Linked DNA regions of Homo sapiens: regions 1 and 3 are each linked to region 2. Evidence: read pairs that join two places in POLR2A ChIA-PET (ENCODE). Cell type or tissue: GM12878. All regions are shown on one strand. Region 1 overlaps SLC4A4 (solute carrier family 4 member 4). Region 2 overlaps DCK (deoxycytidine kinase). Region 3 overlaps SLC4A4 (solute carrier family 4 member 4).

The links. Peaks named below come from ENCODE experiments on the same cell type or tissue, not always from the same donor. Only the 100,000 strongest peaks of a DNase experiment are listed, where the experiment ranks them.
Region 1: POLR2A ChIA-PET joins it to region 2 with 5 read pairs; 2 of 35 experiments call an interaction of 5 or more read pairs at or near these places.
Region 3: POLR2A ChIA-PET joins it to region 2 with 8 read pairs; 2 of 35 experiments call an interaction of 5 or more read pairs at or near these places.

Annotation. Positions count from the first base shown.
Region 1 is chr4:71,187,589-71,190,088 of GRCh38, reverse strand. All of the region lies in intron 1 of SLC4A4 (solute carrier family 4 member 4), which reads right to left. Among named protein-coding and RNA genes, the nearest start is that of SLC4A4, 1.6 kb to the right of the region's middle. In GM12878, no CTCF peak of the experiment used is centred here; no DNase peak of the experiment used is centred here; H3K27me3 peaks cover 343 bases.
Region 2 is chr4:71,004,853-71,007,352 of GRCh38, reverse strand. All of the region lies in intron 2 of DCK (deoxycytidine kinase), which reads right to left. Among named protein-coding and RNA genes, the nearest start is that of DCK, 12 kb to the right of the region's middle. RefSeq lists enhancers at 810-949, 2,470-2,500, 2,422-2,500. In GM12878, no CTCF peak of the experiment used is centred here; a DNase peak (open chromatin) is centred at 996; H3K4me3 peaks cover 878 bases; H3K27ac peaks cover 1,981 bases.
Region 3 is chr4:71,260,699-71,263,198 of GRCh38, reverse strand. The region is part of intron 3 of SLC4A4 (solute carrier family 4 member 4); the gene reads right to left. Among named protein-coding and RNA genes, the nearest start is that of SLC4A4, 75 kb to the right of the region's middle. In GM12878, no CTCF peak of the experiment used is centred here; a DNase peak (open chromatin) is centred at 1,188.

The sequences.
Region 1 (2,500 bases), 180 kb before region 2:
ATGTTCTTTATCCATTTTGCTAAATGACTCCCTAAAAATACATAAATTTCATAAGTCACAGGTTGTCCTTGGAAACAGCATCAACTGAGATCCATGTTCTGCTTATAGCTTCCTTTGTCCCATCAAATCATGCATTCTGATTCCTTCATTTAGCAATCAAGAAAAAAACACTTAGAAATGTTAATCATCATTAGATTTTCCTCTTCTCAGTTTGTTCTTTCCACTCCCAATCTTATCTATCAACTCTGGTCTTAGATTTCATTCATATTATTTTAAATAAACACAAAGAAACTCCAAGAAACAGATATGTATCTCGCCACACTTAAGTCCAGCAGAGTCTCTCAGGACGCTTCTCCTCTAACAATAGCAGTCCTCATATGAGGTCTACAGCGCTCACAGAGGCAGGCAAGGAATCCTGTTTATTTACATGATTCACCAGCTAGTGTGCATTTCTTTAAGTGTTGTCTTTTCCTTTAAGATGTAAGCTATGGCCAGATATCACTCTTGTTATCGGAACAAGGGATCAGAACCTCAAAACTGTACCTGCCAGCACTCAGCGAAAAATGAGATTACCATCAGGGCCTACTGGAAGTTGTCCCAAAGGTTACCCGATTTCTATCGCATTATTCCTCTAAATCTGATTGCCTTTATTTCTTTCACACAACATTTTTGTAAATCCAAAATGTCTCTTAATCATTTAGAAGACTGAAATCATAGTACTAACATTCAAACATCTAAAATTATTTAATATTGACTACGTGAACTAAAAGAAATACATTAATCTAAACTGAGAGTACATTCTGTCAATCTCATTGGGTAAGGTGTCTAATGTATGTTTTTAAGTCTCCAGAAATGACCCCAAAAGAGCAAATGGCACCAAAACCCTCATTCTGAAGTACACTTAAATCCAAAATGTTGGGGGTTTCTTAGTTTTCAGTTTTTTTAACATGGCTGGGACTATCAAAATATCCCATCTTGTCCTTGTCACCCCCACTCCTACAAATGTTCTCTGCCTCAACAGCTCATAATGTAGTGGTACTGCTTTCCTGTCTCCATCTACATATATGAGAGTTTCTCTGTCATCTTACTTGACAGTGTGGGATACAGTTAAAACAAATCATTCAATTTCAAGATCTACCACAAAGACCAGAATCCTATCAGTACTTTTAACTTTAAAATGAAAGTAAAAGTTTTTTCTCAGCTATAAAAGTTATAGAAAAATAAACAGGCACACTTCCTTTGAATGAAGTTATACTAATATCTTCAGTCTAAGTACTAAAATGACCATGTAAATTATTTACATGCTAATATGAAAGACACAAGAAAGAGAGCTGTAGTCAGAAACGTTTTCAAAAGACATCACATTGGCTATAAAAAGCTACTGAATATTGTTCTAATGGCATTGACGAATCTACTGAAATCACAATGAAAAAAAAAAGCCCAAATGAGCAATGTACACTTTAATTAATTTAATTCAGGTAGTATTACAACTCCAAGTCCCAAGATACAAGAAAAAAGAGAAATACAGTACAACACAGTGTCTCTTAGGAAAGGAACTGCTGCAGGATTTGAGACAATGAGCGTTTAGTACAGCCCAGTGTTCTTGATTTCTCATTAGGAGCAACTTTCCAGGGCACTGAAGCGAACCAGGAAAAGAAATGGGGAGGGTAAGCCAAAGGGGTCGCTGCTCTTCAGTGTCAAGTTGGAAAGAGCTTGCTGCGATCAATTATGCTGAGAAGGTAGGGCCTTGAGAGGGAAGGAAGGATAGAAAAAAACAGTTTTACAGGGCGCTGAAAAAAGTGATAGAAGAGAGGTAGAACTGCTTCCTCCATCTTTCACGTCAAGTTCAAGTTTTTCTTTTTGTTCTATAAGAACTTTTGTCTTTATGGTGCTTGCTGCGGTTTGCTGATGTAGTTCCCAGGTCCTGCCTTCCTCTGGTGACTTATTAACGGACTGGCAACGGCTGAGTAAAATGCACTTAAGAAAAAAGAAATCACCTCTCTTTGCCAAGACTCACATGCTGCCCAGTACCTGAGGGAGAGCTCCGTTGTCGCTGGCCAAGAGAAATTCCAGTTTAACCTATGCCTCCCCTAGCCAAATCCATTGCAAATAAATGTGTGTGTGCCACTTGCAGAGAATCTGCCTGACTCACCCCCCGCCTTTGGCGTGCCAGGGAGAGATGTAAATGCTCCGTCCTGGAGCTGGCAGTGAAGTGGGGGCCGCGGCCTCGGTAGCACCAAGAGTCCCCAAATCTCCCCCTGTGATGGGTTTAGGGATGTGTTCCTCTCAAGCAGGTGCCTGGTCACAGGGCGACCACCCAGGCTCACAGCAACACACGTGTCACTGAGCCCGAGCCCAGCCCGCCGCAGAACTGGCCCCGCAGTCCTCGTAAAGACGCCCAGTTGCGCGCAGGGGACTTAGCAGTGAGGGAGAAGCAGACCACCCAAACTCTTCCTCTAAACCCTAAGAAGGAAAAAAAATACTTTTCCGCGGAAGCAGC
Region 2 (2,500 bases):
CTGTTCTTCAAACTGTACATTAGCTTTTACCTACTTTTCTACAGATATATCATGTCAAAAATGTTTTTAAAAAGAATCAAATAAACAAATTTACCCACTTTAAAATTCTACTGTAGACTAACCTTGCCTTTCCCCAAAAATCAGATATAAAACATCAATTTCTTAAGATAATGAGGTCTATATGGGAAGAAAGCCCCTTTAAGATTTAGTCCTGGATATCCTAAGGATTGGGGTGTACTGAATTAGGCCCTAGGTCTAAAGTTAGCTATGCCTGGCAAATAGAAGGTGTATGAAAAAGTATTTTTGGTTATTCAAAACCATATATTCTCAAAGTCCATGGAATATCTTGCTAGTGATTCCTCTTTGCATATGTGATTTACATTTTAAATATTCAATTATTATTCCCAGAATTCCTTATACCAACAGCTAAATTTTTTTAGATACTTTTTTTTCAATTTTCTGTACTCCTCAGATCAAAGTAAGTTGTTAGCATACATTTCCATTTTTAAGGTTTCTGCCTTACTGCTTTCAATTTCTTTTTTTCTTTTAGACAGGGTCTTGCTGTCACTCAGGCTAGAGTACAGTGGCATGAGCATGGCTCACTACAGTCTCAATTTCTTGGGCTCAAGCAGTCCTCCAACCTCAGCCTTCCAAGTAGCTGTAACCCCAAGTGCAGGCTACCACACCTAGCTAATTTTTAAATTTTTTGTAGAGACGGGGTCACCCTATGTTGCCCAGGCTGGTCTTGAACTCCTGGGCTCAAGCGATCCTCTGGCCTCAGCCTCCCGAAGTGCTGGGATTGGCTGCTCTGCCTATGGAGTAGCCATTCTTTATTGCTTTACTTTCCTAATAAACTTGCTGTCACTTAAAAAAAAAAAAATTCCAGGATTACATGCATAAACCACCACACCTGGCCTTGCTTTCAATTTCAATTCTCATTTCTCCAGAAACGAAAATCTTAGCAACGTCTCTCTCACACATACAACCATACATTTTGGTATTTAAAAAAATGACACTGAACTCTGTCATTCTCTTTCTTCCTCATTTGCAGTGCAGAACGGTAAAATGCTGCAAAATTACAACTTCTGCCCAGAGTGAAAGTCTGGCAAGAATGAAAGTAAAAAGAAATGAGAGTAAATGACAAAAGGCTTGAAAGGTAAAATTCAGTTACTGAATAGTAGTTTTTCTTTTTCTTATTTGCTTTTTTTTTTTTTTTTTTGGTGTTTTTGTTTTTTCTGTTTTTTTTTTTTTTGAGATGGAGTGCAATGGCGCGATCTCGGCTCACTGCAACCTCCACCTCCCGGGTTCAAGCAATTCTCCCGCCTCAGCCTCCTGAGTAGCTGGGATTACAGGCGCCCACCACCACGCCCAGCTAATTTTTGTATGTTTAGTGGAGACAGGGTTTCACCATGTTGGCCAGGCTGGTCTCGAACTCCTGACCTCAGGCGATCCACCTGCCTCGGCCTCCCAAAGGGCTGGGATTACAGGTGTGAGCCACCGCACCCGGCCTTATTTGCTTGTTTTTAAACAAAATGTGAAAAGACACTGAAGGGTTGGGCATAGTGGCTCAGGCCTGTAATCCAAACATTTTGGGAGGCTGAGGCAGGCGGATCACCTGAGGTCAGGAGTTTGGGCCCAGCCTGACCAACATGGAGAAACCCCATCTCTAGTAAAAAAAATTAGCCAGGCATGGTGGCCCATGCTTGTAATCCCAGCTACTTGGGAGGCTGAGGCAGGAGAATCGCTTGAACCCGGGAGGCGGAGGTTGTGGTGAGCCAAGATCGAGCCATTGCACTCCAGCCTGGGCAACAAAAGCGAAACTCCATCTCAAAAAAAAAAAAAAATTAGAAAAGACAATGAAGGAATTTAATTTGCTGTTAGATTTTTTAAAACTTTTATTATTTAACTTTTTAAAAACTTTTAGATTCCCAGGCAAGATGGCCAAATAGGAACAGCTCTGGTCTGCAGCTCCCAGTGAGACCAATGCAGAAGACGGGTGATTTCTGCATTTCCGACTGAAGTACCCAATTCATCTCATTGGGACTGGTTATACAGTGGGTGCAGCCCACAGAGGCCAAGCAGAAGCAGGGTGGGGCATCGCCTCACCTGGAAGGTGAAAGGGGTGGGGGAACTCCCTCCCCTAGCCAAGGGAAGCCTTGAGGGATGGTGCTATCCAGCCCAGATACTAGGCTTTTTCCCACAGTCTTCACAACCCGCAGACCAGGAGATTCCCTCGGGTGCCTACACAAGGGCCCTGGGTTTCAAGCACAAAACTGGACAGCCATTTGGGCAGACACGGAGTTAGCTGCAGGAGTTTTTTTTCATACCCCAGTGGTGCCTGGAATGCCAGCGAGACAGAACCGTTCACTCCCCTAGAAAGGGGGCTGAAGCCAGGGAGCCAAGGGGGCTGAAGCCAGGGAGCCAAGTGGTCTTGCTCAGCAGATCCCACCCCCACGGAGCCCAGCAAGCTAAGATCCACTGGCTTGAAATTCTCACTGCC
Region 3 (2,500 bases), 260 kb before region 2:
TGAAAGTAGCAGAGGAAACTTTGTTACATTGTTGCTTTACTCATTACTTTAAGTAATGATGAGCAATAGAAGGATTGTTTGTTTGCACCGCATGTTCTCACTCATAGGTGGGAATTGAACAACGAGAACACATGGACACATGAAGGGGAACATCACACACCGGGGCCTGTTGTGGAGTGGGGGGAGGGGGGAGGGATAGCATTAGGAGATATAGCTAATGTTAAATGATGAGTTAATGGGTGCAGCACACCAACATGGCAAATGTATACATATGTAACTAACCTACACGTTGTTCACATGTACACTAGAACTTAAAGTATAACAAAAAAAAAAGAATTGTTGGCTAGATACACAAAACAAGGTCATTTTTCTATTCCCAAAGAAATGACACCCGGGGGGAAAGGGGAATAAATACTGTTTGCTAGAAAAAAAAAAAGGATTGTTTGTTTGTTTGTTATTTAATTAAGGAGAGACTATAGAACTAATATTTTAGATGTCTGGCAGCCTTGTCTGAAATAACTCCCTTCTATTTCAAGGATGAACTTAACGCTGAAATTCCAAATAAGAAGTATTGCCTTAGGAATTCAAAGGAAGTGGCAGACATAAGAGAAACTTTGAAGGAAAAACCAACAGCGCTCAGTGCATGGCTGGCTATGGAAGAAAAACAACAGAGAAGGATAAAGGATAACTTGGATCTTGATTCTATATTAACCAGGAAAATGGAGACTCCTTGCTCGCAACACCTCTATAAAAGTGATGAAAAGTCAAGTAAGACTCCTATCCATGGGAAAGTTATTAAAAGAGCCTAACATTCCTGCCTCCAGATTGTGGTCATGGAAGAATTCCGCAGAATTTATTTATAGAGTAGGCCCGTGGTCCCTCACCCCAACTACTTCTGCATTTATGAGTTCACACTCATAAAGCCCTGAATTTAAATCCCTGGTATTAAGAACCCTTGTTCTTTAAGAATTATTTCCTTCTATATGAAAAAATTCCTAAACAGAATACTATTTCAAGAAGACCCTTGCCAATACCTTTCTTTTTTTCAGTGCATTCAAATCACACACACTCACACAAACTCACAAATACACATTCAAGCTTCCTGCCTTGTAAATTTGAATCCCAAACCACAGGATGTGACCTGCCTTCCGCTTAGGTGGTAATGCCTGTGGCAGACAGTCATTTATACCCCATTTACTTCACTAAAGTAAATTTCACACTGAAATTCTGCACAGTATTCTGGTTTCCCCCCATTTTCCACCCTAAGTCACAATCTCTTTTTAGCCCTGAGCACCCCAGCACGTGGAGTACACTAGAACCCTTTGAGGTCTCCTGAACTCATAAGTCACTATAAATAGCAACAACATCAACTCTCCCATGACACGTGTAAACACACTACTCATAACATCTCATGGCATGATAACATGGAATAACTATTAGAATAGAATAGCCAGTGGCAACAAGAAATGAATAGTGTAAAATCTGCCATTTGAAGGGCACTTCAAGGTGACTTCAAGAGAGCTGCATTTCAGAAACTCAAGGCTCTCTAAGAGACTTATGCAGTTAACTGGCTAAAGAAGCAGAAGCACTATGACACAGTCCTCTTGTATTCATCAGCATCACAGAGGAATAAACAACAATTATTTGTACCACACAAAACACAACATTGTTGAGCCAACCCATTGCCATCAAAAACACAAGTATGCCAAATATTTTTCCTTTCTGCACAACACTGCCTCCAAATTGCTGACTTGTCCCACCCAACAGCCCTTCTTAACCAGATTAATTTCACAAAGAAACACAAAGAAAGAGCCAGAAAGAGATCCTTCCTGTAAAAGACAGAACAGTCTATTTGATTTCAGGCATCCAGAACGGGGAATTACAACTGCCGACTAAATTCAAGGACACCCTTGGTACACCAAGCCACTTGCTGGTGGCAGTATTCCACAAAAAAGAGCAGCACAAGAGACAGCACCTCTGCCCCTTGAAGTCCTTGTTCCCTTGGTCCTCTCACCTGCCAGCCAACGTGCAGACTGACACTCACTGGCAAGATAAGAGACTGAATTTAGGTTGCTTCTCTCAAATATGCCGTTAGGAGCCAAGAGCCAAGCCGACAGCTAAAGCAAAAGAACGCCTAGTGAGAATTTGTGGCAGAAAAGACCAGAAGAGCTTAAAGAATAGTGGTTATTGTTTACAAGGAATTAAGCTCTACAGAGTTTTAGCCTCAAGTTTTTGGCATTACCTGTGTATGATGGATAGGAAAAGATAAGCTTGAAGAAGGCAATCATAGTAACTCAAAATAATAACTGCTAACCATTATTGCTGACTACATGCAGTGCTCACTTCATGTTCAGAATACTATGATTAAAATCGATCATCCCCTTTTTACATATGAGGAAACTAGAGCACAAAGAAGTTAAGTAAATAACCAAGGTTACACTGCTGGTATGAACTGGGATTCAAACTCAAGTAATCTGGCTCAAATATGCACTCTTAACCA